Regions from separate parts of the Homo sapiens genome. Here region 1 is linked to region 2. Evidence: chromatin loops called from intact Hi-C (ENCODE). Cell type or tissue: PC-3. All regions are shown on one strand. Links, peaks and the distances in the headings refer to the core of each region. The heading gives the core; the rest is flanking DNA. Region 1 overlaps MAN2A1 (mannosidase alpha class 2A member 1). Region 2 has its middle 16 kb from the start of LINC01848.

Region 1 (15,568 bases), core at 7,694-10,193, 74 kb after region 2:
GCACCTAATGTGATTAGGACAACTCATTAGATCAAGAGGGACAATAGCAAATGGCCCACGGTCACCTAGGAAAAAGACAAGTGATGGCGAGAATCCTAAGCGGCATATTTAAGTCTGCAAATAAAAGTTTAACTGAAATTTAACATAGCTATCAAATCACATAAAATAAATCTCCAAAACACCCATCTAAGATTCAAAGAAATGTCTGAGTGTCTTAAAAATACTGGCTCTCAGGCAAAGGGAACCTTGTTATCTATCTAATTGTTGCTCTCATCTCCTTTCCTCCAATCTGTGTCTGAGCAGAGAGGATGACAGAATCATCATTTTGTTGCAGAAGTAGGATAATAATAGCTATCAGAAAAAACTAGGGCTTCTGATTTTGAATATTCCCTCTTCAATATGGGAAACATTTTGTTTTGTATTTTAATCATCAAAAATATAAAAATACCTTTGCTATTATGCACTTACTTTAGTGATGTTTTTGTAAACTTTATCCAACTTAGCTTAAAGCTCAAGCTTATGGTTATTAATTAACATATACTGCTTAATTCGATAAGTATGCTTATATGAAATTCTCACAACAATGACAAACTGAGTAAGTCAACATCTAAATGTTTCTAAAAAGAAAATATTATCGTGACCATATTTAAAAAAAAAACTGTACTTATATCTGAAAGTACCAAAATAAAAATGGTAATAATTCCCACTACTGGATGATCTTTTTTTCCATGTTGACTCACTCAATTTACCATTCATTATAAGATCTAATTTATCGTCTGAGTCACTGCCGATTTCTGGGTCTGTAAATGTTCATATTGATTATTTCTCCACAAGTGAAAATGTTAACATCTGCTTTCATGAATACAAATTTTAGTAAATTTCATTCCAAGTCACAAATTTAAGAAAATGATGATATACTGCTTTGTGCCATTCATAAAACACTACTAGATAAACAGCTACTATTACTTACCAATAACTTATGAGTTAGGCACTAGTGTACCTACTTTATGCCTTTCATTTCAATAATTCTCATGAAAATGTCAAAAACTAAATCTGTAATAGGAAAGGTATGGCATTTTGATCATATGAATTGCAAATGTTGGGTAAAGATTATACCAATAAACTATGATATACTTGAAGAAGACATAATAAATGAAAAACATAAAACAAAACTGAAAGGCTTTTTGGTTTTTTTTTTAAAGTACTAATGTTATGAAACAACAGAATTTTTTGGAAGCTCTGTTTTGGAGGGATCATAATACCGACATCAGTTTTAACCTCAAAATAGATAAAATAAATAAGGTCTAACTAAAACACTCCCCTACGAGGTGAATAAAATACCTCACAACACCGGAGTTTTTTGGTGCCTTCCCCGTGTCCCAGGCTTGGGCTGGTCTAGGACAGAGGAGAGAAGTTGGCTGAACTAATCATGATATTTGATCTGCACATCTGTGGCACTGGCAGTTACTCTGAACTTACCTACTTCCTGTTTTCCCAAACATGCTCCTTTCTAAGGCACCTTTAGGCAGGAAAAGATTCCTCATAATGACCTGCCTCCATGACAGATGTTTCTTTTCCACCACTCTATTTCTTCTCCCAACTTATAAAAAAAATAAAACAAGCAGCAGCATATCTCTCACCTTCTTTAGTGGGTACTGAACAAAAACAGTTCAACATATTGGTGTCTGACTGGACTTTAATGACTAAGCAACAAATATTTCTGCAAAACACATGGTTTCCAATTGCTTGCTTTCACCAAAATTGAAAGCATACCTAATCAGGTTGTCAGGCAGTAGATCTTTAAAAATAATTGATTAAAATTAATGTTTGACGATAGATCAGTCTGTGGCTTATGGCATCTAACTCAGGAGTTCAAAGTACTGAATGATATTCCTATAAGAAAACTCCTTCAATCCCTCTCCCCCTCCCCCTCCCCCTCCCCACAGTCTCCCTCTCCCTCTCCCTCTCTCTCCACCGTCTCCCTCTGATGCCGAGCAGAGGCCGGACTGTAGTGCTGCCATCTCGGCTCACTGCAACCTCCATGCCTGATTCTCCTGCTTCAGCCTGCCGAGTGCCTGGGATTGCAGGCGCACGCCTCCACGCCTGACTGGTTTTCGGATTTTTTTGGTGGAGACGGGGTTTTGCCGTGTTGGCCGGGCTGGTCTCCAGCTCCTAACCACGAGTGATCTGCTAGCCTCGGCCTCCTGAGGTGCCGGGATTGCAGATGGAGTCTCGCTCACTCAGTGCTCAATGTTGCCCAGGCTGGAGTGCAGTGGCGTGATCTCGGCTCGCTACAACCTCCACCTCCCAGCCGCCTGCCTTGGCCTCCCAAAGTGCCGAGATTGCAGCCTCTGCCCGGCCGCCACCCTGTCTGGGAAGCGAGGAGCGTCTCTGCCTGGCCGCCCATCGTCTGGGATGTGAGGAGCCCCTCTGCCCGGCCGCCCAGTCTGGGAAGTGAGGAGCGTCTCTTCCCAGCCGCCATCCCCTCTGGGAAGTGAGGAGCGTCTCTGCCCGGCCACCCATCGTCTGAGATATGGGGAGCGCCTCTGCCCCGCCACCCATCGTCTGAGATGTGGGGAGCGCCTCTGCCCTGCCGCCCCATCTGGGATGTGAGGAGCGCCTCTGCCCGGCCGTGACCCCATCTGGGAACTGAGGAGTGTCTGTGCCCGACCGCCACCCCGTCTGGGAGGTGAGGAGCGTCTCTGCCCTGCCGCCCCATCTGAGAAGTGAGGAGCCCCTCCGCCCGGCAGCCGCCCCGTCTGGGAAGTGAGGAGCCCCTCCGCCCGGCAGCCGCCCCCTCCAGGAGGTGGGGGACAGCCCCCACCCAGCCAGCCGCCCCGTCCGGGAGGGAGGTGGGGGGCAGCCCCGGCCCGGCCAGCCGCCCCATCCGGGAGGGAAGTGGGGGGGCCCCTCTGCCCGGCCGCCACCCTGTCTGGGAGGTGTACCTAGCAGCTCATTGAGAACGGGCCATGATGACGATGGCGGTTTTGTCGAGTGGAAGGGGGGGACGTGTGGGGAAAGGAAAGAGAAATCAGATTGTTGCTGTGTCTGTGTAGAAAGAAGTAGACATGGGAGACTCCATTTTGTGCTGTACTAAGAAAAATTCTTCTGCCTTGGGATGCTGTTAATCTATGGCCTTACCCCCAACCCCTTGCTCTCTGAAACATGTGCTGTGTCCACTCAGGGTTAAATGGATTAAGGGCGGTGCAGGATGTGGTTTGTTAAACAGATGCTTGAAGGCAGCATGCTCGTTAAGAGTCATCACCACTCCCTAATCTCAAGTACCCAGGGACACAAAAACTGCAGAAGGCAGCAGGGTCCTCTGCCTAGGAAAACCAGAGACCCTTGTTCACATGTTTATCTGCTGACCTTCCCTCCACTATTGTCCTATGACCCTGCCAAATCCCCCTCTCCGAGAAACACCCAAGAATGATCAATAAATACTAAAAAAAAAAAAAAAAAAAAAAAAAGAAAACTCCTTCCATTACCAGCTACTTATTTATGTGAACAACTTTCCTTTGCACTGATATTTATATAAATAAAAATTAAGAATAAAATCATATATCATTCTAGCAATGAGTGACATTCATCAATGGATACATTATCCATTAGGAATTAAAAAGGTACAACCCACTGAGAAAAATGTTTTCATTAAAATTTATAAAATAAAATTATTAAAATAGGAACATATTTATGTTTTTTGACCAACTGCATACAAATAATAATTTTTATATCTCAATCCAGAAGAAATAAAATACTTAGAGCCTTATAACAGACTTTTAAAACTGTATACATAAATACACACACACACACACACACACACACATGATTTTTGTTTTAGAGAAGTAATGAAAGACTGACCAATAACAAGGCTCTGAACCACAAAAATACTACATTAAGATAACATTCTGTGGAGAAATAGAATGTAATTATAAGGAGAAAATAATGATGTGAAGTTTCCGACAGTTAAAGAAAAAGCTAGTGCAGGCTTTTAAAAAACACATGATTTAGTACCACTGCCCATTGGATATGCTTATTTTTAAAAGTCACCATGTACAATACACCAAAATAACATCCTTTGCAATTATTTAAATGTATAAAGAAAAACTTCAAGTCAATTAAAAAATATATAAGGGACAAAGAGTTCTTCAAATCCTTATAGTGGGGTTCTAAACAACCTTATTTCACACATTGTGATATTCTTTTCCTCCTTTCTGCCTTTCATGTGACATTCTCTAAGACCTAGCCTCTCAGTGACTCACTTCCTTCATTAAATCCTCCCCAATTCCCCCAATCCTTAATGACCATGCTTTGTCTTATAATAGTAAACTATCTAACCCATCTGGCTCACTCACTCTTGTAAGTAGATACAACACTCACTATGGGTAAGGTTCCTTGTATATTTACTCGGTGAATACTCCAAACATCCTCTGAAGCTGATTTTACTACTGTCAACATTTCAGGATGATAAAACCAAAGCCAGGTTGGCAGTAACCTGTGCAAGGTCAAACAGCTGCTAAGTGGCAGACCTAGGATGGGCCTGGGAATAAAACACAAGAGAACTGGCTCTGGAGTCTCAACTCTGAGCCATTACATATCTCCTGTGTTTCCCCCATCCCTGTGCCCTTCACCTGAGTTCAGTGCAACCCACCTTTGTAGGGGATGATGCTTCTTTGCTAAGGAGTTATGGCTTCAACAATCAGCTGCTCTCAAACAGCCCCAAAGATAACCTCTGAGTTCTGAATCTGTGTAACCAGAATGTGCTTGCAGTCCCTTAAAATAACCTTCTCTTTCATGCCTGTAGGGAATGATCAGATTCGTCACATAGCTACTTATTTCAATTTTTAAAAGTTCCAATTAACAGGGAAAAAAATCCTTAGCAGTCAATTGCATATTATGATATTCCAAAAATGTTTTAATTACCTAAGCCTGCCTAGCTATAACTTACTTAATGCTTTTTACTTTTAAATCAAACTAAATATGGAATATAGCTATGGAAAAAAATGAGAGATTGATTGCAAACCATCTTAATGTCTTCATGAATCTTTTTATGAAAATAAAAAGAACTTCAGTGAAGCTCTGAGACCTTGTTTACAAGTGGGGCAGACTCCAGGGATGGAAGCCCCAGATTCAGGCATTCTTAGAAGATGAATTTAATCACTTCTTGGCCTTTTGGCTAAGACCAAGTGTAGAAGATGAATTTAGAAGCAGGGAGTCAGGCACAAGAGATTTTATGTGAAACTAAGTTGTATGAAGACTCTTTGACAGTTATACCTAATTGAACATCTACCTTTTTTATAGATTAAGAAACTGAGTCCCTAAGAAATTAAAGGACAAACCCATACTCCTCTAGTTTGCTTAGAGGCAAAACTAAGGATTTGGATCTCCAAATCCCAATGTGATTCCCTTATAAGAGGGGTCTTCAAAAGTTTCATGGAAAATGCATATCATGAAAAAACTATGCATGGATTTCATCAAAATAAACTCATACTTACTTATTGTAACATGTCTGAACAGGATCTAGTTTGAGCACTAAGAAGGGTGAGACTTGGATTTGATAAGAGCCCCTATCAGAGCAATATAAATTATGCTAAAATTTAAACAAGAACAAACATCAAATTTATGGTGAAGCTTAGGTGGAAGTATGGTGAAATCACTGATGCTTTATGAAAAGTTTATGGAGACAATGGTCCAAGAAAATCAGCACTTTACAAAACAGATAAATTGTTTTAAGAAGGGATGGGACAATGTAGAAGACGAAGACTACACCAATTTTCAAGAAAAAAATTAAGTTTGCTCCTGCTCTAACTGAAGAGAACTAACAATTAGCAGCTTATACAATTCTGACTGAAAAATTAAAGTTGAGGAAACTTTCCACTCAATGGGTGCCAAAACCATTGCGTCCAGATCAGCTGCAGACAAGAGCAGGGCTTTCAATGGAAATTTTAAATAAGTGGGATCAAGATCCTGAAACATTTCTTTGAAGAATTGTAACAGGAGATGGAATACAGCTTTACCAGTATGATTCTGAAGACAAAGTACAATCAAAACAATGGCTACCAAGAGGTGGAAATGGTCCAATCAAAGCAAAAGAAGACTGGCCAAGAGTAAAAGTCATGGCAACAGCTTTTTGGGATGCTCAAGGCATTTGGTGTGTTGACTTTCTGGAGGCCCAAAGAACAGTAATATCTGCTTGTTATGAGAATGTTTTGAGAACATTAGCCAAAGCCTTAGCAGAAAAACACCCAGGAAAGTTTCATCAGAGTTCTTCTCCACCATAATGCTCCTGCTCATTCCTCTCATTAAACAAGGGCAATTTTGTGACAGTTTGAATGGAAAATCATTAGGCAGTCACTTACAGTGCTAATTTGGCTCCTCCTGACTTCTTTTTGTTTCCTAATCTTAAAAAAATATTTAATGGGCACTCATTTTACTTAATAATATAAGTAGACTGAAATGACATGGTTAAATTTCCAGGACCCTCTGTTCCTTAGGGATGGACTGAGTAGCTGGATTCATTGCTTACAAAAGCGTCATGAACTTGATGAAGCTTATGTTGAGAAATAGTTTATATTTTTAATTTTTATCTTTTAATTCCATTTGTCCACAAACTTTTTGAAGTCCCCTAATATGTTTAACTAGATGAAGCTCATTTTGATTCTCTAAAAGCCAAGAGTCAGGTTATAAATCCACTTATGTTTATATATTCAAAATTGCTCAGAGAAAAACTAAGCAACTCTGTTCGATTGCTAAATATGCAAGAAAATCAGTCATTTCAGTCAAAGGAAAGTCTTTCCTTCCATACTTTTTGATGTCAGTTCATTACATTTTACCTCCAGGCTGCTTGTTTTCTTTGAGTAAGATCCATTACATATAATACTTTATAATATGTTGGTGGAAAACAGGGCAGAAGTATTGCATTTAAGATGTTTCCCCTAAGGGTTAAAACATGGTTTACACACACATACATACTAACTCGCTAACAAACACCTGCCTAGGAGAACACAGTCCTTGCGCCAATGAAATGTACACGACATACTCGTTACCCACAGTGACCTAATTCTTCAAAGTAGCTGTTGATATCAGAAACTAGGACACTAAAGTCCAATAATTACAGCTCTGAAGACAAATAAGGCCACAGTTAACAATGTCACTTATTGGTATTATATTATTGCAAGGTATGTACTTTCCTTGTAGGTGCAGTATTAAATAAAACACAAGAGGATACAGGAGCTTCTGTTTGTATTATATTCTATCTTCTAATTACAGATTAACCAAAAAAGCTAAAGTAGCAGCCTATATGGTAATGTTTAAAGCTTCAATTAAATGAAAGATGATTATACTGCAAGAAAAATTAATTCCCACCTCCCTCAACTTTTCCCCCAGAAGAGTGTTATTTTCTACAAATGAAATAAATTGCATTTCATTAAATTATGGGTGCTATAAAATGGATTTATTAAACCTGACATGGGCAAAACAATATATTTCATTAGAAATTTTTTTTCTTTTTTTCTTTTTTTTTTTTTTGAGACAGAGTCTCGCTCTGTTGCCCAGGTTGGAGTACAGTGGCGCTATTTCGGCTCATTGCAACCTCCGCCTCCTGCGTTGAAGCGATTCTCCTGCCTCAGTCTCCCGAATAGCTGGGATTACAGGCACGTGCCACCAAACCCAGCTAACTTTTTGTATTTTTAGTAGAGACGGGGTTTCTTTCACCTTGTTAGCCAGGATGGTCTTGATCTCCTGACCTTGTGATCCGCCTGCCTTGGCCTCCCAAAGTGCTGGAATTACAGGTGTGAGCCACCGTGCCACGCCTTCATTAGAAATTCTGAACTGCTCTGATCTTGTAGAGCTTTTAAGGCTAGTGAGCACAAGATTTCTTCTAATTTAGTATTTTTAGAAACCTTTTGAATGCGATGTCTGAACGATAATGAAAAGGAAAACAGAGTGTTCTTTTATTAGTTTAAAAGATGTTAAGAAAGAGAGAGCCCTTCAACTGCACTTCTGATCATTTTCAGAATCTGGAGAGAATGCAGATAGAGAAACAAAAGTTAAATACCAAACCAAAAACAAAAGTAGGTTGAACTATACGGCCTCTCAACTCTGTTTCAAAATCATTAAGGACCAAAAAGTTTATATAATTTTGGAAATGTTGCTTGTCGTTCTTGATTTTGTTTTCTCCTGAAGCTTAATTTGGGCAATAGTTACTTTGGGGAGAAAAGGGTCAAAGAACAACTAAAGTAGAGACTGAGAAATGTAAGAATATTTTGTCAGGTATGCGTTAGTTTAGTTTTTAAATTGGATTTGTAAGGTTTAACAAAAATAGACACCCAACAAAGACAATCTTTAATACTAACTCATTTTCTGTTTCTTTATTCCTTGTTGCTGAGATTACAAAATCTTTTGTATAATTAACTGGTTTAGTAACCTAATACAATTACAGTATGTAATCATAAAACATTAATAGTCTCTCTCCCCAAACCCTCATTTCTTCCTGGATTGAAAATCTGGTACTAACAACAAATAGGCTCTATTCATTAATACTCATGCAAATAACTGCATCTGGTTGGTTTAAGGGGGACAAAAGTAGCATATATCCAAAACTAGTTTAGTAAATTAAATTCAAGAATAAATATTTTTTGTTATTTTATGCAATACTAGCTAAAAGCCAATCTACAACAGCATGGAAGTTGGCTGACGTTTCCTTTGCATCTAAAATGAAAAGCCACATTTTGTCTATGCATTTTGATCAATCATCCAGGTGTCTGATTTACAGGAGGCCAAAGTTTAGAATGTTAAACAACTTTCCAGTATTTCTTAATAAGGAAGACTTGGCACTAAATAACAGATCCCTGAAGACTGATCACCCTTTCAGGCAGCGTGAACGCTGATAGAGCCAAATACCCTGAAGACTTCGTATATCTATCATGGGCCTTGATTAGTGATTTCATTAAAACCACAATCAGCCAGGATTGAGACAACCCGAGTGTTCAGGCAATGGTATGTGAAAAACAGGAGAGACAGGTGAGTCATGAAGATTACTAAGGAAAGACTCTCTCCACAACCGGGCTTATCTTTTCCCAGAGGGAGATTTGTTAAGAGGAGCTCAAATACAAACACGGGAAGGTATATAGTTTGGAAGAAAGCATTTCAGGTGATTCTGGTATCTCTATTTCCTACCAACTGCTTTCATGTTGAAAAAAAAAATGATCCGGACTAGAATGAAAAAAGATTTACAGGTTACGTCCAGTTTATATATGACGGCTTCTCATTTAATCCAGGCAACTACTGTAAAACTCATCAGTGAGGCGCTCTAAGTTTGCATTACACTTATTTATCCATCATTTATTATTTTTTTCATATGCCCGAGAACACCAAGGAAGAGAAGACAAATAATCTAGAAAGGAAACACATGAAAAAAGAAAATCAAGCCAGGTGCAGTGGCTCATGCCTATAATACCAGCACTTTGGGAAGACAAGGCGGGTGGATTACCTGAGGTCAAGAGTTCGAGACCAGCCTGACCAACATGGCGAAACCCCATCCCTACTAAAAATAGAAAAATTAGCCAGGCGTGGTGGTGTACACCTGTAGTCCCAGCTACCTAGGAAGCTGAGGCAGGAGAATCCTTGAACCAGTGGGGCAGAGGCTGCAGTGAGCCGAGATCGCTCCACTGCACTCCAGCCTGGGCGATAGAGCGAGACTCTGTCAAAAAAAAAAAAAAAAAAAAAAAAAAGGAAGGAAAGAAAGAAAGAAAACTAAAGAATAAAAAAGAGAAAAGAGGCAGAGGCAAGACCAGCAAATAGAAATGGGCTACATTGAGAGCCCCTTTGGAAGGCCAGGAGCCAGTCAAACCTCAGTGGCCCGGGCTCCTGCTTAACACTATTAGCCACTGGACAGTTCACTGCCCAGAGGGAAACAGGAAGAGAGGGGGAAAGGAAAAATGACAAGCATTTAGTTCTGATGAGTGTAGTTTGCTCAAATAAGTAAATAGGCAAGTCAGAGCCTATTAATTTCCAAGTCAAGCACTAAGCTACAGCCACTAGCAGCAGAACAGGGCCATCTAGTCTACACAAACTGCCCTATGATGTGAGAACTAGAGGTCCTGGATAATCCAAGGAAAACCCAGAAGATACAGTGACATAATTAAATAAAAGCAAAAGCAATTATGCAAATATACCTGATTGAGAAGTTGGAATTTTAGGAAGAGTTGCTACAGCATTTCCTCTGAGACATAGCCCATCTCTAAATATAACTGATGAAAAACAATGGTAAATCAAACCTGATGACACAAGTTTGTGCCAAAGTGTGTGCCATGTTGTACTCCAGGAAAAACTTTTCCACTAAAAAACAATAGTTTAAAGCAAACTTAAAAATAGATCAGCATATCTTCTGTGGGGTAATGCTATAAAGTTGAAGATGTAACTTAGAGCTCTCAGGGGTATTAAATAATGGCTTACACAAGAGTACAAACAGATGATCAAAAACAGTTTCTGACTTACCAGAAGTTTTGAGAAACTCAATAGAAGATTATTTCAGAACTACAGGTTTTCCTGTAGGTAGCAAAGTGATCACAGATAACTTCAGAAGTCACATTTAGGACACAAAATTAGTGTCTAGCATTATTTTTCCCACCTGCCAGAGAACTTTTACTTCTTGATTCATCCTATGAATCATGGGTTATTCTGAAAAACCTATCATATTATTACCTAAAGAAGTTGCATGAGAAAGTTTGTCCATACCTGAAATTCTAACAAAAAGCAAATACTAATGAAATTTGAAGTTAATAAAAAAGTTAAATAAAAGCAAAATTAAATTTAACTATGAAATCAGAAAATTGAACTTCTGTGATTTAAGAGATTCCCTGAACATAGTATCCCTTTGCTTTCCCACAATACCTAAAAAGGAAACCGTGCCTACCTATACATTTATCTTTAGTTTGTGAAATCCTTTATTTTTTACCTGTATGAAGATTCAGGGAAATAGTATTTTTTCTTTTCTAATTTGTTCAACTTAGCTAACAGCAAAGATAAATTTAAATGGCATTTTTATGAGGTCTTTTTCTAAGAGTGTTGATAATATGGTAAATACCCTGGTTATTAGGATTAAATCTGTAGTTGGAAAAGCACACCATTCTACAAACAATGAATTCTAAATCAACCAACCTAAATGTGCAAGTCTTTGGAAACCACAGCTCCACTCAGACCCCATGGAATCAGTTCCATTGCCCAGGGTTAAGTTCTCAAAAGGATCAAAAGCCTATTTCCTATCACTTGGGTTCATAAAGATGCTGCTCAATACTGTTCTAAAAATGATAAACAATTGCTAGGTTTTATACTCTACTGGGTAAAGAGCTGTAAACAAATAGAACCAGCTTAGAACATTTTTCTCTTAAAGTTACATTCCAGTGATACAGGCTATATTTAAGGAAGCAGGCCCCATATATGTGTGTGGTCTATTAACTGAAAGTCGTATTTAATATAATTTCCATTTCATAAAATCAAAACACTGTATTGTTTTCAGGTGTTAAAAATAAAGTTACCAGTTAATGAGCTCAAGACCAATATGGCAACAATTAAGAGAAGATATACAGAGGAACATGTATATGTAGGGATTGAAACGTTTTACCATTTTTTATTATCAAAGGGTAAGTTTCATATTTTAAATCATATTAAAAATGTCAAGTTTAGAAAAACATCATCTACAAAAACCAACTGTTAATTTAAGAATGGCATAAGAAAAGCAAGAATTCAAAAACCATAATACATATGTTTCATAACTGCATTCCTATTTTCTTACCCTGTATGTGGTATAGTCGGACTCTATGAGTAACATGGTCAAAAAAGCAAGTCACTTCCGAATAAATCCTTCCATGTGTCACTCTGACAAAGGGCGGTGTTGTGTAAACATAAGGCTGAAAAGAAAATAATATATTTAAGAAAAATATTTTGGCTTCCAAACTTTTAAAAGAATATGTTTATTATGGTTTCAAAAATAGAAAATACGTATCACCTGATATTTGCAATTTTAAGTGTAAACCAGATCTTACAAGGTAACAAAATATGCATGTGATAAAAACTGAACGTGTTTTTTATTTTTAAAAATGCTGAAAATAGGAAATAAAAATGTTTACAACTTCACTGGTCTAGAAAGCATTCCTCCCAGCTATACAAATTTCTAACTAAAATCCTTCTATTTGTCCATATAGTTACTTATTAGAAACAGCAATCATTCTACAGAAGTTACATTTTCCCAGGTAAATAATTATTATAACCATGGTCCCAGCCCCCTAATGTTCAGGGTTTGGGACAGGTGGCAAGGATGACTACAGGGAGTCATCTAAGCAAACTGAAAGCAGGATTCAGAAACATAGTTTAATCATAGCTCGGTTTACTAAACTATAAAACATTCTGTCCTTTTACTTGAAAGAACTAGCTGAATATAAATTCACAAACTTGAAAAAACTACTTGGAAACCACTAGTTTAGTTTTTATTTAAATTTTAAAAAATGGTAATAAAGCACATAACTTATGTGACATGGAAGCAAATTTAAAACATTTATGAGTAATTATATTTTTAAAGTATTAGATACCTTAGCTCAACAATAGCATAGAAAGTTAGGCTTGCAATATGAACTACTTAAACAGTGTAAGATTTTCGGCCAGGCGCCGTGGCTCACGCCTTGTAACCCTAGCACTTTGGGAGGCCGAGGTGGGCGGATCACAAGGTCAGGAGATCGAGACCATCCTGGCTAACATGGTGAAACCCCGTCTCTACTAAAAAGACAAAAAATTAGCCAGACTTGGTGGCGGGTGCCTGTAGTCCCAGCTACTCGGGAGGCTGAGGCAGGAAAATGGCGTGAACCCAGGAGGCGGAGCTTGCAGTGAGCTGAGATCGCGCCACTGCATTCCAGCCTGGGTGAAAGTGCAAGACTCCGTCTCCAAAAAAAAAAAATTTTTTTTTCAGAATTGTGTAATTTTCTTCCAAATTTACCTCTTTGGCTAGGGAAAATTTTCTGGAGTTATTAAAATGCTTAATGGTTTACAAATTTCTTGTACCTAATTACCAAATAGCTAGAAAGTGAGGGAGGGGATGAGAACCTGGGATGATGAGTTCTGGGCTCTTGCCTTTTTCTGATGCACTAGACTGCCTCTTTCCCTGATGTTTTTTATTTTCTCTCTGTAAAAATGACAATTGTTTTATCTTTCTATCTGACATTAGAGCTATTTAAAGATAAAATGGTTTTAAATAAATTAGTTATTGGTATCTACGCATGAAATTCTATAGCACAACTACTTTTTTAAGTATAAATACAGTCAATCAAAATAAAATGTCCAATGACAAAAGCTGGTGAATGAGAAAACACTGAAACAGCTCATATTTGGGACTCACTGCCCATCCTGGAATGCCTCATATGAGTTGTAGTTTGTCTTTAATTCTTCACTGACTTAAAAAAAAAAAAAAAGAAAAACCCCAAACAGCCAAAAAAAAAACCAAAAACAAAAACAAACAAAAAACCTAGAGTCCTTACTGTAGCCTACACAATCCCTTAAAATCCAGTATTGGATTTTAGTTAGCAGGTTTCATAACTTGTGGAACAAAAGTAACTTTTTCAGGAGATAGGTCCCTAGCTAACAAGACAATAATTAGGATAACATTTCACTGATCTTGAGGTATAGAAAACCTATAAAGGTATAAAAGCAAAGGAAGAAACTCTACAGAAAAAAAAGAAATGACTACACAAAAATTTAAAACCACTATAAATGAGAAATACAATAAAATAATTAACAAACTAAATGACACAATAAGAAAAATTTTACAACATATAGGGAAAAGGATTAATTTTACCACATATAGAGTGCTCAGAGATCATCAGGACACACCAACAGAAAAACAGTCAAAGAATAGAAATAGGAAAATCACAAAAGAAATATGAAAGATAAATGAAGGTACAAAAACGTTCAACCTTACTAGTAACCACAAAAATCTTAACAGAAAAATATTTTTCTACTAACTTACTATTATAGGCAAAGCTTGTAATATGGCCAATTCTCAGTGCTTGGAGTGGGATTTTAGAGTTAATCTCAAAAAATGCTGGTGGGATTGAACATTTACCTAGTCTTTCTAGAGGGAAGATAAGCAGTACACAGCAAAAGTCCTTAAAAGACTTCAGACACTGATACAAAATGACTCTTCTAGAAAGTTATTCTCAGCAATTAATCAGAATTGCATTGTAGCATTCTTTTTGAATGCTACAAAGAAAGCTTATTACAATGTTATGGTAGTGAAGAATCGGGAGAAAAAGAATATAAGCAACATCTTAAACACAACAGTATATATTAAAATTGGATTTTTAAAAAACATACCATCAGATTGTGAGCACTGTCACAAATGAAAAACAAAATATGTACATGCAATAAGTCAAGACTTGAGAACGGGGAGAAAAGGATATGCATAAAATAAAAGACAATAAGAAATACATCCAAATGTTGGCAATGGTTTTCATGGGATTGTGCACCTGTTGGTAAATTTTAATGTTTTCTTTAGTTTCTGGCATTTTCAAAATGTGCCAGAGTTTGCGTATTACTACCTTTATAGTCAAGAGTGAGAAAGATTTGTTTTTTAAAGGGCTGAAAGTTAAGGAGAAAAATGGTCCAGTGGAAAATCTATTTTTCCCATACGGCTAGAGGTTTTGTGTCTGTATAAAATGCATACATATAAAGCTCCCTAACTCTACGTAAAATCTAGTTTCTTCCCATGTTCATTGTTTATCCTAACTGAACATTGTTCATTGTAGCATCTTAACAAATTCCAACTCTAAAAAACTATTTATCTAACGGGGTCTTGCTCCGTCAACCCAGGCTGGAGTGCAGTGGCGTGATCTTGGCTCACTGCAACTGCCTTCCGGGCTCAAGCCATCCTCCCACCTCAGCCTTCCTGAGTAACTGGGACTGTAGGTGCAGGCCACCATGCCTAATTTTTGTATTTTTTGTAGAAAAGGGGTTTTGCCATGTTGCCCAGGCTGGTCTTGAACTCCTGAGCTCAAGCAATCTACCCTCCTTGGCCTCCCAAAATGCTGGGATTACAGGTGTGAGCCACTGCGCCCAACCATTTATCTAACTTTCGACTACAAATTGCTAAGTATCAATAAGGTGATAGATAATACTGCAACCAAAAGTTCATCTATCCCTAATAAATCAACAGATGATAAAATAATGACACTCACTTATCTTTTTCCTCAATACTCTTTCAATAAGTGTTTATTCCATTTGTCATCTCATCAGTACCACTTACCTTGGCATTACCATCAGGTAAGAAGAGGTAGGCACCACTTTTGTCTCTTTTAATTGTGGTTCCATACCATGAAAATTGCACATTTACTTCATGGTGTTTACCATCTTCTTTAGTCATCATTTGCTAAAGATTAAAAAAAATAATAATAAGCAACTCACCACTAAGATGTTAAGCATGTTGCATCTGGTTCTATGTATATGACAATTTAAAAAAATAATTTCTGTACTTATCTGGTGGACCAGTGACACACAGACCACGGAGTAGCGCCACCCACAGACT
Region 2 (15,568 bases), core at 5,039-7,538:
CCACTGCTACTTTTCTTCTAGCCCATTCTTCTCACTCTAGATGCTACTTTTGGGCCCCTTAGCTCTTCACTTCCAAATTTTCTCTCAACCTTCTTCTCTTTGTACCTCACAGCTCTCATTTGAAACTTGCTGCATATTTTCCCAGCTGAATATGTTAATCACATTCATCTTTTCCTCCTCTGCTGTAGACAACCCTGTGGGCTAAATAAGTCATATTATTTCTTTCACTTTTTCACATACTGGAAAATTAAGACAGCATAGTCAAGTGACTTGTCTCAAGTCACAGCTAATATCAGGTTCGGAGCCAGCACTCATACCCTGAGCCCTATCCATAGTTCCTCCTGATTTTCTACACAACACATGCATCAGTGACACACAATGGACACAGGCTTTGCTATTGACTCCCCTATTATTCCAGGAAGGTGCTACATACCTAAATATACTTATTTTACATGCTGTAAAAAATCAACTTTCTAACTTTCCTTTTTACAAGAATTGTGTCTTGGATGTTATTTTAAATGATTAAAAGCAAAAGACAAGTATAGTCAACAGTAATTTATTGTACTTTTAAAAATAACTAAAAGAGTATAATTGGTATGTTTGTAACCCAAAGCAATGATAAATGCTTGAGGTGATGGATACTCCATTTACCCTGAGGTGATTATTACATATTGTATGCCTATATCAAAATAACTCAAGTGCCTCATAAATAATACATCTACTATGTACCCATAAAATTTAAAAATACTTATTTTTAAAAAAACAAAGGAACAGTTTCTTGCAAAGTTAAATCACTTTTTTCCCTTTGCATTTAGACCAAATATATTTTGCTATGCAGAAATGCCTAAGTAAATTATGTGATAACTGAAAAGTAGTTTAATAGAATTTACATTTGATTTTTTAAAAATCCATTAAGCTAAGGATTTATAAAGACATTTTTTCTTCTGCTCAATACTTGCCTGAACAAAACACCCACCCAGCCAAAATCAAACAAAAAGCTTCTTTTGTCTTCATGAACTGATGTCACTTGAGTTGTACTACTTTAGAATCCACAGGACTAGAGTGAAAAAACAAGCAACTGGAATGTGAACAACATCAGGGAGATGTGACTCACATACCTGCTTACTGGCTATTAGACCTCTTTAAATTTCCCACACAATATGAACTACGGTCTGCTTCAATTTCCACACTGTATTTTAAGAGTTTTTGCTTCAATACTCTAGTATAATTTCTAAAAACACAAGGCTTCACAGCTATGGCCAACTGCTTATCCCAGGCAAATTAAATTAAGCCCCTGGCATGCAACTTAAAGTTTGTTTCGCCTAATTAAGCAGCTAATGGGTATGGATGAATCTGAGGTGCAGATAAAAATATGGTTTTCAAAGAGCCTTTCTGATTACCATGCTCTGAAATGAGCAAAGAAAAATATTTATGCAGCCATTTTTATAATCATGCTCAAATCCATTCGTTAAGCTCCTGGGAAGATTTCAGAAAACTCTGTCCTATCTTTCCATGAGGTGACCTGCTCATTGCTAAAGAAGGTTAAAATCCTTCACCAGCGATTTTCTGTATTGTGTCAACACCCAGTCATCTTTAATATGACTTGTGGAAAAATAACCTCTTCCTATTGCCAACATGTGTCTTCACTCAAGGACTGTGTGGGTCTCTATTCCAATGAAGCACCATTCTAATAAAGTGCCTCATCTAATAAATGGCCCTGGTGCTGCTGTGCCACTGCAACAACTGTTAGTGGGATGGAGGAGAGAAGAAACAAATAAATAGTTGGGGAGGAGTCTCTGAGACATCAACATTCTGGAACGTGTATTATTTCCCTATCATTTTGCTGTGTTTTCATGTATTAAATGTCAGAGAAGATGGCCCTCTTTCCCAGTGAATCTCCTTTTCATTGCATCTTTTTAAAGTAAGCTTTCATTAACAACAAAGCAAATACATGTGTTATTTTCCAAAACTTACAATCATAAAATAAACTTCATGCCATGTTAAAGTCAGTTAAACACTGGGGCTCGGTGGCTCACTCCTGTAATCCCAGCACTTTGGGAGGCAAAGGTGGTCAGATCACTTGAGGCCAGGAGTTTGGGACCAGCCTGGCCAACCAGCCAAAATCCTGTCTCTACTAAAAATACAAAAATCAGCCAGGTGAGGTGGTGCATGCCTGTAATCCCAGCTACTCGGGAGGCTGAGGCACGAGAATCACTTGAACCCAGGTGGTAGAGATTGCAGTGAGCCAAGATCACGCCATTGCATTACAGCCTGGATGACAGAGAAAAAAAAAAAAGTCAGTTAAACAAAATTTTGAAGACAACTATTTTAAATGACAGCTATCATTGTGACAGATTTATCTCAAATTCTATCCATTCCATCCATTGTCCTTGTAAACATGGGCATTTTGGGGGAGGGGGGTTCTGTGTGTTTTTCTTTTTCTTTTAGTTTTGATTTTCTTCTTAGATCTCTTACCCATTTGTAATAAGAGAGTGAAGAAATACCATGGATATAGACGAAAAAAACCCAAGGCCACAGCAAATGTTCCAGAGGCATCTGAAAACTGAAGTCAGGTTACTGTGTGGATAATTCTCAAGCAAATGGATGCCTTTATGGTTACTTCATTTGGTCCACAGGTGAACTTGTCACATCACATTTACGGCAAAAAATCCTTTATGTTTCAGGTATTTCCTGAACCTTAAGTGAGTTTCTATTAGACATGTTCTGTTTCCAAGTAATCTGTTTTCCACCCCTGTGTCCAGGAAATGATTATCAGAAAGGAAGAGAGAAAAACGACATCATAATGTAATCTGGCCCCTCTTTTGCTGGGCTAGGAACACAGCATCTGGCAGAGACTTTCAAGTGTCAGATACTACTTTATCCATCTATTTCTGAAGTTCATTTAATAAATAATGGAGACTGATATGAAAAGGCTTCTAGTTCTACCAATGGAAATCCCTCACCCTGGCTATGAAACAAACTTTAAAAAAGAAATTGTGACTTTTCTGATGTTAGTTTGCTTCAGATGAAACTTGTTCTTATTCCTAGCTTGAAGAAGAAAATTTCACCCTTTGCCCCTTTAAGACTGTATAACTTTTCTTCCCACAAACTAACAGTATCTCCACAAGGCACTACTGTCCAGGTTGAGATGAAGGTTCCAGTTGCATTCTCTTCTGGGCGCACGTCATTTTGTTTGCTGTTCACTTATCACATCAAAATGCATAGCAAGTACCAGCTTCCCGTCAGATAACACATATACATGAGCTATATGCACTCATGTGTATACACATATAACTCAATCTAACTTTCCCCTTTCTATAAATTCAAATTATGTTCCCTGATGTGGTCCATCCTGGAGGTCACGCACAGAGCTCTTACCTGAAATGGAAGGGAAGATAGGAAGGAACCTAACACATATTTAGCATCTACTATATGTATATAAAATTAAGACATATATTATCCTATTTTATCCTCACAACAACCCTGTCAGGTATACATTATTACTTCTATAGATGAAACAAAATAAACTCAGAATGGTAATAGTCACTCATGTTTGAGTGTCCTGGCCAAGAAAGACACCTTCCTCTTTCCCAAGTCTTTATTGTAATCTCACCTATGCACATATATCCAGGACTAATTCTCAATCGGAGGAAATTTCTAAAAGGGCCAGCAAAAAGGAGCACTGCTCAGTCTTCATGCTCACAGCAGTTTCCTCCTTGAAAGTTTCCATGGCAGGGCCATCAACTGGGGCCAGGAGCAGTGGAGGAGCACCTGGAGGTGGAGATCTTTTCTTCCAGCCTGTCAGGGCTCTGCTCAGATGCCATCCATCTCACAGGCCCAGGGAGTGTTTAATGAAGCCGATTTGGATCAGTGGGGATTGGTGTTTAGGCTGTTCTCCAAGACTCCTAAAATGGCCGGGAAATGTGCCCATTTTTGGCTTGCTGTTGTTTTATTTTTAAATAATCTTCTTCAACAACTTTTTAGGTGCCTGTTCTATTGAAAGCTCTTTCAATTATTCAAATCAAGTCAATCAGGATTATTGAGCACCTATTCTGTGCCAGGAACAGCTGGAGTATACAAAAATCTGTAAGATGCTACTCCAGGAACTTAAGAAGGATGAAATAAAGTCACCAATAATGCCAAGGGGTTGAATACAAGAGCTATAAAGAAGTCATAGGTAAAGAACTACGAGAATTCAGACAAAGGAGACATCCTTTCTTGTTGGGAAAAATCAGAAGAGACATCATGGATAGGAAACAAGCATTAGACAGACCTTTAGGAATTCATTCACTTGGTCATTCAGTCAACAAATACACAGTGAATATTTACTATGTACCACGCATTTGTTAAGAATCGGATATACCAGAGGGATATAATCCCTGCCTTCAAGGCATTGGCATTCTAGCAATGAGAAAGTAAACAACTAATTATAGCATGTATGGATATTAAGAATTGAATGACCAGGATGAACTGATAGTATTAAGAGGGGTAGGAGGTATATGGTATCAGTGGGGGTGGGGGAGGTGCTTCAGAAAAGTGGTCAAGAAAGATCTTGCAAGGGAAATGATTTTTATTGAAGACCTAAAGACTAAAGAGGAGTCAGCCATTTGCATAGCAAGGGTAAGAATATTCATGAGACTGAAAGCAGAACGTAAACATTTCCTAAAATGAAAAATAATTTGGTGCTCTCAAGAAAGTCTCAAAAGGTCACTGTGTTCAGAGAATAGGAGCAATAGGCAGGCTAGCTTGCGACAAAGTTGGACAAGCAGGTGGGGTTCAGGTCTTGCAAGGCAGTTAGTTATGAGTGGAAGTCTTGATTTTCTCCTAAAAACAGCAGGAATTTTGACAGGTTTTATTCTGGGAAGTGGCATGAGGCCAGTCTGCAATTAGGAAAGAGAAGTCAAGTCAGAGTACCAAGTGGAGAATGGGGTGGATCTGGGAGGTGAATTAGAAAACTATAACATTGCTCCATTTGTGACAATGTGTTTTACACAAGGGTGAAGCTGGGAGACATAAATGTAGACAAATTCAAGATACATTTTGGAGGAAGAAACAATAAGAATTTACTAGACTGAGGTGAAGCAGGGCATTTACATAGATAAAGCAGCATAAACAGAAATTCAGAGGAGATAAATGGTAGGTCTGTGTGGGCTTCAGTGAGACAAGACCAGTGTAACTCTTTCTTGCAACAGAGCCCTGGGCCATAGAATAGCATTATTCATCTTTGAATGTGGAACTAGACCCTGTTTCCACTCCTTAATTCCAGCTTTAATTCCCCTTCCCCTGCTCCTGGTCTCCATCCATGACTCATTACAATAAAAAAAAGTACAGGTTGTAAGACTTCACAGATACCTAAGCAAACAGTGAAGCCAACATTCTCCAAAATGTATTCTGCGTGTCACTTGTTATATGAGATGCTTCTTGAGAAAAAAAAAAGTTGGAGAGCTTTGTGGTCAAATAAGTTTAAAAGATGATTTTCATTTTCTTTTTCTGGAGAGTGACAAAAATATTAACATGTAAACACTCTGAGATGTCCTTCAGTAAAGAAACTTACTTATCTTTGTTTAATGGTTAACCCACCTTTTTCCCAAACAAATAGGACCTTAGGCACCTTAGTCCATAGACCAACCCCAGGAATCCTGTGGAATCACTGACTTGGCCCACAGGACAAGTTACATAATTACCCAGTGCAAAATGAAAATGATGAGCCTTTTGCTTAAAAATCATTAAGAAATTCAAGACAGTGACAGCAAAGCACTAAGCCAAGTGTGGGGCTGTTCTACATGAGGGCTCCTCTGGGACTGCACAGAGCTTGCATGACCATGAAGTCAGCCTTGTAGTACCTCAAGTTACAGAGGAGGAAACAACCCAGAGAAGTAAAGTGGCCTCCCATGATCTCACATTAGGTAAACATTGACACCGGATCTTCACCCTGTGCCTTCTGACCACTTATAGCATACCAACTTGGCTTCTATAAGATGAACCAGATAATTTGGGGGATGGGCCATTTGTGACTGATGCCTCAGTCAGGCGCAACGGCATCATCTTTGGTTTTGCTCCTGCTATGGCAGGCACCAACCCTAAGGGGCAACCTCTGGCATGACTTGCCTCTAGCTTGTCTTCAAGCTAATTTCATTGCTTTTTCCTGTCATCACTCTGGTTTATTGTCACCAGTCACTGAACTTAATCACTACCCTAACAACAGTTCTGGGGATAATGTGTGTCTTCAAGAAATATTGTGAACTGCCTAATTAGAGATGAGTCAGAAAGTAAGGCTAGAGGAAGGGAGAAGACCATGATTATCTAATTCTCACTCTGAGAGAAGAAACTAAGTACCTTTGTCCCTGACTTACAATGGTTCAACTTCCTATTTTTGGCTTTACAGTAGTATGAAAGGCATATGCATTCAGTAAACACCATGTTTTTCATTTTTAATTTTGCTCTTTTCCGATGCTAGAGATATGCAGTGGGATACTCTCTTGAGGTGCTGGACAGCGGCAGTGAAATGCAGCTCCCAGTCAGGCACATGATGACAGTGTGCTGTGTTGCCAGCAATTTTTGGATATCCTGTTTCCGCATCCATCATGTCTACAAAATGCCCATCTGTGTCTCCTGCTTCTGGTGAGAAGAAGAGGAAGGCAATTACTCTTGAGATGAAACTCAAGATAATTGCCCAGCATGAAGGCAGCAGGCCAGTAATGGCCATCACACGTGAGTTGGGACATTCACAGTCCGCAATCATGACTTATCCTTTACATGAGTTTTTAACTTCCAATATTTTCAACTTCCAACAAATTTATCAGGACATAACCCCATTGTAAGTCAAGTAGCATCTGTATTTCCTATCCATATTCCATAAACCATTAACACAGGGTTGTATACATAGTGGGTGCACAAAAAAAGCGTCTCTTCTCCCTTAAAGGTAGGGAAGCTATAGAAATCCATGTGGAATCAGAATGAGGAAATGGTGGGGAAATACTTATGCTCTGTGAAACTATAAGGTGGATGATGCTGAGTTCTCCAAGAGTAAAATAAGGAAGGGCTTCAAAGCAGAGGATAAGAATGAGCTTTGGAATAGGCCACACATGTATTTCAAGGATAGGAAGGAGATGTGGGTAGACAGAACACAGGGACTTCAAAGACACAGCAAGAGGACATGGAGAGTGTAGAGGGTTTCTACTGTCTGGCCTTCTGTATTACTCAAGGTTCTCCAGAGAAACAAAACCAAAAGGTTATATGCATATATAGAAAGGGATTTATTGTAAGAAATTAGTCTGCATGATTAGGGCGACGGACAAGCCCCAAGGTCTGCAGGGTGAGAAAGCACACTGGAAGCCCAGCAGAGCAGATGGTGAAGCACCAGTCTGAGTCAGAAGGACTAAGAACCAGGAGAACCAATGGTGTAAATTCCAGCCTAAATGCATGCTGGCTCTAGACCCAGGAAGAGCTGGTATTTTGTTTTATTTATTTATTTATTTTGAGACAGAGTCTCACTCTGTCGCCCAAGCTGGAGTGCAATGGGGCGATCCTGGCTCACTGCAACCTCCACCTCCCTGGCTCAAGCAACTCTCCAACCTCAGCCTCTTGAGTAATTTGGACTACAGGCATGCACCACCACACCTGGCTAATTTACTTGTATTTTAGGAGAGACAGGGTTTCACCATGTTGCCCAGGGTGATTTCGAACTCTCAAGCTCAGGCAATCTGCCTGCCTCAACCGCCTAAAGTGCTGGAATTACAGGCGTGAGCCACCGTGCCCAGCCAAGAGCTCGTATTTTAGTTTGAGTCCAAGGGCAGAAAAAAGCCAGCGTCCCAGTTCAAATGCAGTCAGGCAGAAAGAATTCTCTGTTAGTTAGAGGAGGGTCAGCCTTTTTGTTCCATGCAGGCCTTCAACTATGTGTGACGCCCACACACATCAGGGAGGGCAATCTACTTGACTCAGTCTACCGATTTAAATGTGACTCTCTTCCAAAAACACCCTTAGAATAATGTTTGACCAAATATCTGTTCAAACACTGACCCAGTCAAGTTGACACATAAAATGAACCTCACATCTGCCCAACATCATTCCTTCTTATTTCTGCTCCATGATTCAATTTTCCTTTGGGGAGCCACCCCTTGCCTATGAGCAGTCTATGTGGGTGGGCTAGGGCTGACTCCAATTCTGAATTTCTAAGAATAGACATTGAGAGTATTCCAATGCCCTGAATAGAGTTACTGAGTTTGAGAGAGGCCAATGAGTCTCAGATCCTGGGACTTTGGCTGTAAACTGTTTGAAAAAAGGAAAATAAAATGAAAAGAGATGTTTTCTGCCAGGGTTGTTATGCTGAAAATGCTGGGCTCACTATGTGGAGAGGACTTACTTATGAATGACGCCAGCACAGAGGAACAGAAGTGAGAGAGAGCCCTGATGACACGGTTTGATTTGAGCCCCTGCTCAACTTTTCCTGGAGGTTTCAGTTGCATGAGTTACACAAGTTAGTTACATGAGTTTCATTTCATACTTAAGCTGGCTTAAGGTAGGTCCTTGTCTTTTATAAGCAATGAATTTTGACAGATGCTATGAGCACATTATGCTCAGAAAATAAGCCAACGGAATGGGCCTGCCTTATCTAAGGAGCTGTGAGCGAGCAGCCGGCAGCTCTGCTTTCTGAGTGGTCCTTTTGAACAAAGTTACAGCATCGCTAAAGGCAGATGAGTGAGCTTGACTTAGCTCCCGAGGCTGATGGTAAATCTATCAACTCCTAATGTCACACTATTAACTGGAATGATTCTAGCCCTGAAATCCCAACACGTTCACAATAAAAATCATCTTGTGCTATCTAATATGAGCGTAGACAGTGTACTGTCAGGACTGGGATTGGGGACAGTAAGCAGAGAGGTTAAAATCCATTTCTATTGCTCTGAGGGATGGGAACAGAATTTGGGACCAGGATGGTGCCAGGAATAAGTTAGAAGCATGGAATATGAAGGCAGAGGCACCAACATGTTAGTGCTAACTTCAAACAAATCCATGTGGAATCCTAGATAACTTCCTTTTCCCTCCCTCTTTCCCATCTCTCAGTTTGCTTTTTCTTCCCCCTTTCCCCCCACAATTTTGAACCCTCTCCTGTTCCAAGCACTGTGCCAGACACAAGGGCTATGAAAACAGGCATCAAAGAAGGTTACAGGCTGGGGCTGGGAGGGTCACGTTGGTGGGGACAGAGCAAAGCATGCATGACTATTGTAGCACAACGCAGTCAGTGTTGGATAGTGACACAAGATGCTTTGGAAGCACAGTGAGAGAGACTCACCTGCCAACTGCAGGGATATAATCAAGGCTGCTTACCACCACTTTTGGGTTTCAATACCAGGCGAGTGGGACTTCAAAAAATAATAATTTTAAAAAATTACTCTAAGGATAAACTTGGAATCTTGTAACTGGTCACATTTTTTTTTCTTTGTTTTGATCACATCTAGAAACAATATATGATCTATTCTAAAGTAACTTTAGTTCCTTATGGAAATGATTTCATATGTTAACCTCACTCCTAAATTAATCTTAATTCTTACAAATGTTTTCATTTATTTTTATTCCACTGTACAATGCACATTTCTGTAAAATATTTCAAATTTGGAGGTAATGAAAGGTAAATAAGTAAATCATGTACTTATATATCTTAGTAACTTTTCAATTACTTAAAACAAGTAAGTTTTTTTAATGATCATTAAAGCATAGGTAGTAACTCTTTTATAGTAACCCTATGATCCTTGCTTAAATGAATAAAGTAGTATGTACTGGTTCATGAAAGTACAAATATCAATAGGACAGAACAAATATCCAAGAAACCAACACTAGTATATATAATGATTTAGTGTAAGATAAATGTAATATCACAGCTTAATAGGGAAAAGGATGACTCTTCAATAAATAGTGCAGGGATAATTAGATCACTATTTAGTGGGAAAAAAGTAACCTCAAGCAAATAAAACTTCTGATGGCTTAAAGAGTGAAATGTTTAAAATTCGCCTCAAATAAATGAAGAGAAATATATTTAATATTTATCAGATCCTTAGATGTGGAGTGACTTTTAAGGAATTACCCAATATAATAATCAAAATAGAACAAAATATGTTTATTTTTTATTTTATATGTTTTCTATATTTATTTTTATTTTTATTCCTATTGATTCCTAGGGCTAGCCCAGTCACTGGGCTCCTTATCATTAGATAAGTAATGGCAATATGCATGAACATATATAGGCAGACACACTTAGATTTAGTAATTTTGCTTCTCAAAATTTACCTAAAGGAAATAATCAGAGATTTGTCTAAAGATTGATAAAGATTCTCACTAAAGTTTAATTATTTAGAGAGGACATTTACAAATGTTTGACTTTTTAGGTATCCCAAGACTTTTTTTATATTTTACACAAAAATACACGCAAATATCCCCTAACATTTGAATACATTCTATTTCTTATATTGGATGATAAAGTTGCAGGTAGTGATGGATACCGGCACATACGCATATGCATTTATTTTAAAAAGAATACAATCAGCTCACACTCTTCTATAATTTATTTTTAATTTAAGTATATATTTATACTCATCCATCAATTTTTTATTGCATATCTACTAAGGGGAAGGAATACAGTGGTAAGTAAAAACAGTTGAACTCTACTATTGTGGGGTTTATGATGTAACAAGGAAGGAAGACATTACAGAAATAAGTCAACTAATATTAATGTAGACTCTCAAACGAAGTTAAGTGCTAAGGTTTGGATATTTGTTCCCCCAAACCTCACATGGAAATTTGATCCCCAGGGTTGGGTACAGGGTCACATGGGATGTGTTTTGGTCACGGGGTGGATCCCTCATGAATGGCTTGGTGCTATCGTCAAGGTAGTGAGTGAGTTCTCACTCTATTAGTTCCCAGGATAGCCAATTGTTAAGAAAAGCCTGGCGCCTTCTCGCTCTCTCCCTTGCTTCCTTTCTTACCATGTGATCTCTGCACATGGCAGCTTTACTTTGCCTTCAACCATAAGTGGAAGCAGCCTGAAGCTCTCACCAGAGTAGATGCTGGCACTACACTTCTTGTACAGCCTGCAGAACCATAGGCCAAATGAACCTCTTTTCTTTATAAATTATGCAGCCTCAGGTATTCCTTTATAGCAACACAAATGGACTAAGACAATCATCCCAAGGGATAAAAAGGTTGTCTTATGAGGTCATATGACAAATGAAACTGATCCCAAGTGTGGGGAGTTAGGAAGGCTTCCCTAAAGAAATTAAATCTGAAATATGAGTAGAACTTAAGTGAAAGTAGAGAGATGGAAAAGAACGTTCAAAAGACAGGAAATGGCCATCGCAAATACTCTGTGTTAGGAAAGAGAAGGCACATTCAGAAACTGGAAATGACTGGTATGACTTGGTCATAAAAAATGAGGAGAGAGAGTAAGAGAGGAAGCTTGAGGAAGACGTAGCATCTAGGCATGAAGAGCCTTGGTCATTACGCTGAGGATTTTGGTCTTTATTCTTTATCCCAAGCCCAGTGGATGTGTTAAAATCCAATTGAAACTTTGAATGGATTCCTCAGGAGAAGATGGCAATTAAGCACAGAGCATTACTTAGACAAGAGATGATGGTAACTTGGGCTAAAATGGTGATTGCATCAATCTTATAAATGAAACAGATTTTTTTGGAGGTGATACCAACAATGCTTTTAGTATGGATATGGGGATGATGTAAGGGAAAGGAACATTGCCTAAGTTTTATTCCTGTGCAACTGAATGAATAGAAGGTGGTACCATTCATCACAGTAAGAACAATGGAAAAGTACCAGTCTAAGGGAAGATCATGGATTCAGTCCTGATCATGTTCAAGTGAGAAACTTTTATTTCAAGTAGTTAAATGTATAAGTCTGGGCTAAATATTATATTTACATAATAATAGTAACTGAAGCTTTGAACTTGGTTGAGATTAAGAAAAAAGTATGACATGAGAAAAAGATAGACTCTAAGAGAAGAATGTCAACATGTAATTTCTGGGTAGAAGGAGAAGAGCCTGCAAAAGATACAGAACAAAATGGCCATTGAGGTAGGTGAAAAGCCTAGTGAGTTTTAAAATGTATCCGTTGCATATAGCATTATTGAGCTTATTACTGACTATAGCAAGGGCTGTTTCAGTGAGACAATTGGGGCAAAGTCATATGGAGTGAATTGGAAAAAAGACCAGGAAATAAAGAAATAAAAATGGTGAATATGGACAATTCTTTGAAGAGGTTTAGCTATTGTGCTAATCAACTTTTGCTGTGATAATAAACATCTTCAGGATCCTTGTAGTTTAGAGCAACAAACATTTGTTTCAGTGGACCAGCTATAGTTCTGCTGGGTTTGACTGGGCTCCACTCAACTATGCATGTATTTCCATTCTGGGATCCAAGCTGAAGGAGAAGCTACTGAGATATTCTGTGCTCATAGTGGAGGATAAAAATATGAGAGAAACCAAGTCATGGTATTTAAAGCTTCTGCTAATACATGAAAATGTGGCCTTGGCCAAAGCAAACGGCCAAGCCCAAAGTCCAGGTCACAGCAAAATTTAATTAAATAATTCCATAGCATTGCACATTTCAGTGTTTCCAATTTTTTCATTTCTAAATATCTTCAGTAAAGATGTATGTATAAGGAAGATGATTGCAGCATTGACTGTAAAAATAACAAAACCTCAAACTACCTATGAATAAATGCTCACCTACAACAGAGAGACACATATTCCTCCTTCAGTAGGCACAAAAGAAAGGACCATAACATGATGGTAAGGAATATGTAATTCTATTACACAGTAGGTAAGAAAAATATTCCAATCTATCATAGCTATGAAAGGTAGAAGAAAAATAAGGAGATAATCTATAGGGAGATGAGGGGTCTAGGGAGCTTTTTTATTCCCCCTTCATTTTTTAATATAGGAAAGATTTAGACATATTTAATATCATTAGGAAGAATCGAGTAGAAAGGAAGCAAACAACTTGCTGGAAAAAAAGAAGAAAAACTGATAGCATAACTTTCTTGAACCTGTAGAAAGCTATAGTTGTTAAAGCACAGGTCTGGCCTAAGATATCCAAGGGATATACGTCTGTGTGTTAAGAGGGGTTAACACATAGATATACGTGTGTGTGTGTGTGTGTGTGTGTGTGTGATGAAGGGTTGTGTGTATTGTACACCTTTTCCTAGTAAAACACATGTTGATTTATTTCATTTATTAAACAAGTGCATATATATTAATTTAGCTTAATTTTAACCATTCTGTGGTAGGTAAGCATTTAGGTGGTTTAAACTTTTGTTACTTTTACAATCAATGCTAGAATGAACTTCCTCATTATACATATCTTTACTGAAGATACTTATAAATGAAAAAATTGTAAAAATTTAAATGTACAATGCTATGGAATTATTTAATTAAATTTTGGTATTCCACTTAATAAAATGCTATGTGATATGGTTTGGCTGTGTCCCCACCCAAATCTCATCTTGAATTGTAGCTCCCACAATTCCCACATGTCATGGGAGGAACCCAGTGGGAGGTGATTAAATTATGGGGGTGGGTCTTTCTTGCACTGTTCTCATGATAGTGAATGAGTCTCACGAGATCTGATGGTAAAATGGGAGTTTCCCTGCACAAGCTCCCTCTTTGCCTGCTGCCATCCATGTAAGACATGACTTGCTCCTCCTCTTTGCCTTCCGCCATGATTGTGAGGCTTCCCCAGCCACATGGAACTGTAAATCCATTAAACACTTTCCCTGTATAAATTACTTAGTCTTGGATATGTCTTTATCAGCAGTGTGAAAATGGACTAATACACTAAGTATCCATTTAAAATCATTTTGTACAAGACTATTGAATGACATATACTGCAGGTCATCAAGCAACTTAAACAATGTGATAATATCTATAATATATATATACAGTTGACCCTTGAATAACACAGATTTGAACTATATGATCCACTTATATGCAACTTATATGTGGTTTTTCTTTCACCTCCACGACCCCTGAGACAGCAAGACCAATTCCTCCTCTTCCTCCTTTTTCTCAGCTTACTCAGTGTGGAGATGATGAGGATGAAAATGTTCATTACAATCCAATTCCATTTAATGAATGGAGAATATAGTTTCTCTTTTTAATGACTTTCTTAATAATATTTTCTTTTCTCTAGCTTGTTTTATTGTAAGAATACAGTATATAAGATATATAACCTAGAAAATATGTGTTAATCTGCTTATGTTATCAGTAAGGCTTCTGGTCAACAGTAGGCTATTGGTAGTCATCTTCTGGGGGAATAAAGAGTTACACACAGATTTTTCAACTATGCAGGGGGTTGATGTCCTAAACCCTGCATTGTTCAAGAATCAACTGTATATACATATATATATATATATATATATATATATATATATATATATACACATACACACACACACACACACACACACACACACACACACAGACACACATATATGTATACACAGAGTACACAGAAAGAGAGAAATTAGATAGTACACAAATATGTGTAATACATGTAGTTGATCCTGGATAGGTTGATTTTTGCTTTTCTAGGCTTTTCTGGATATCCACTCTTTTTCAATGGCCTTATAATACTTTTGTAATTGGGGGAAAAGTGAATGTTAAAAATGTGTTGCTCTTCACCAGATCACAGTAGTGCAGAGCAAAGCAGCACAGCAGAGAGGTTGAGAGAACCAGCCCTGAAAGCACCCCAGTGCAACCTTGACACTGGCCGTTACTGCAGGTATGCCCTCAGGCCAAGTACTTCTTCTCTGCCTCAAGGTCCTCATCTCTAGTATAGAAACAATAATTATTCCATCAGGTTTAGTCAATATTAAAGGGAAATAACAGGTTAAAAATACTAAGCTCAGTAAACTGGCTATAGTTAGTGCTTTAAAAATCTGAACTTTTGGCCAGGCATGGTGGCTCATACCTGTAATCCCAGCACTTTGGGAGGCCAAGGTGGGCAGATCACGAGGTCAAGAGATCGAGACCATCCTGGCCAACATGGTGAAACCCCATCTCTACTAAAAATACAAAAATTAGCTGGGAGTGGTGGCATGCGCCTGTAGTCCCAGCTACTTGGAAGGCTGGGACAGGAGAATCACTTGAACCTGGCAGGCAGAACTTGCAGTGAGCCAAGATCACGCCACTGCACTCCAGCCTGGTGACGGAGTGAGACTCCCTCTAAAAAAAATAAAAAATAAAAATAAACTGAACTTTTTTTAAAAAAAAAGATACTATCTTTTTTTATCACGGAAATTATCAGTGTTGGAAAGAGTGAGGTGAAACAGGTGCTTTAATATACTATGATGGAAGTGCAGATTGGCACTGTCTTTCTGGAAAGTAACTGTGCAATATATTAATTCTCTTGTTCCTGTAATCTCAATTTTTAGGATTTTTACCTAAGGAAACAGTGCATGATAAGTAAGAGATTCATGATATTAGGATTTGAATGAAGCCTTATATATAATGAGGAAAAACTGGAAATTTCCTCAACATTCAATCATAAAGGAATAATTAAATAA

Evidence for each region. A loop is a pair of places that touch in the nucleus more often than their neighbours do. Peaks named below come from ENCODE experiments on the same cell type or tissue, not always from the same donor. Only the 100,000 strongest peaks of a DNase experiment are listed, where the experiment ranks them.
Region 1: a loop joins it to region 2, with 4 times the contacts of the local background. A loop is called at or near these places in 1 of 110 quality-filtered maps.

What each region holds. Positions count from the first base shown.
Region 1 is chr5:109,820,064-109,835,631 of GRCh38, reverse strand. It overlaps MAN2A1 (mannosidase alpha class 2A member 1), which reads right to left. Exons shown (of 22, transcript NM_002372.4): 15 at 15,290-15,412; 16 at 11,795-11,909. Among named protein-coding and RNA genes, the nearest start is that of LINC01848, 55 kb to the left of the region's middle. RefSeq lists a silencer at 2,670-2,917. In PC-3, for the core only: no CTCF peak of the experiment used is centred there; DNase peaks (open chromatin) are centred at 9,021 and 9,981; H3K4me3 peaks cover 915 bases; H3K27ac peaks cover 2,104 bases.
Region 2 is chr5:109,891,584-109,907,151 of GRCh38, reverse strand. No RefSeq gene overlaps it. Among named protein-coding and RNA genes, the nearest start is that of LINC01848, 16 kb to the right of the region's middle. In PC-3, for the core only: a CTCF peak has its summit at 6,107; DNase peaks (open chromatin) are centred at 5,371 and 5,991; H3K4me3 peaks cover 506 bases; H3K27ac peaks cover 1,657 bases.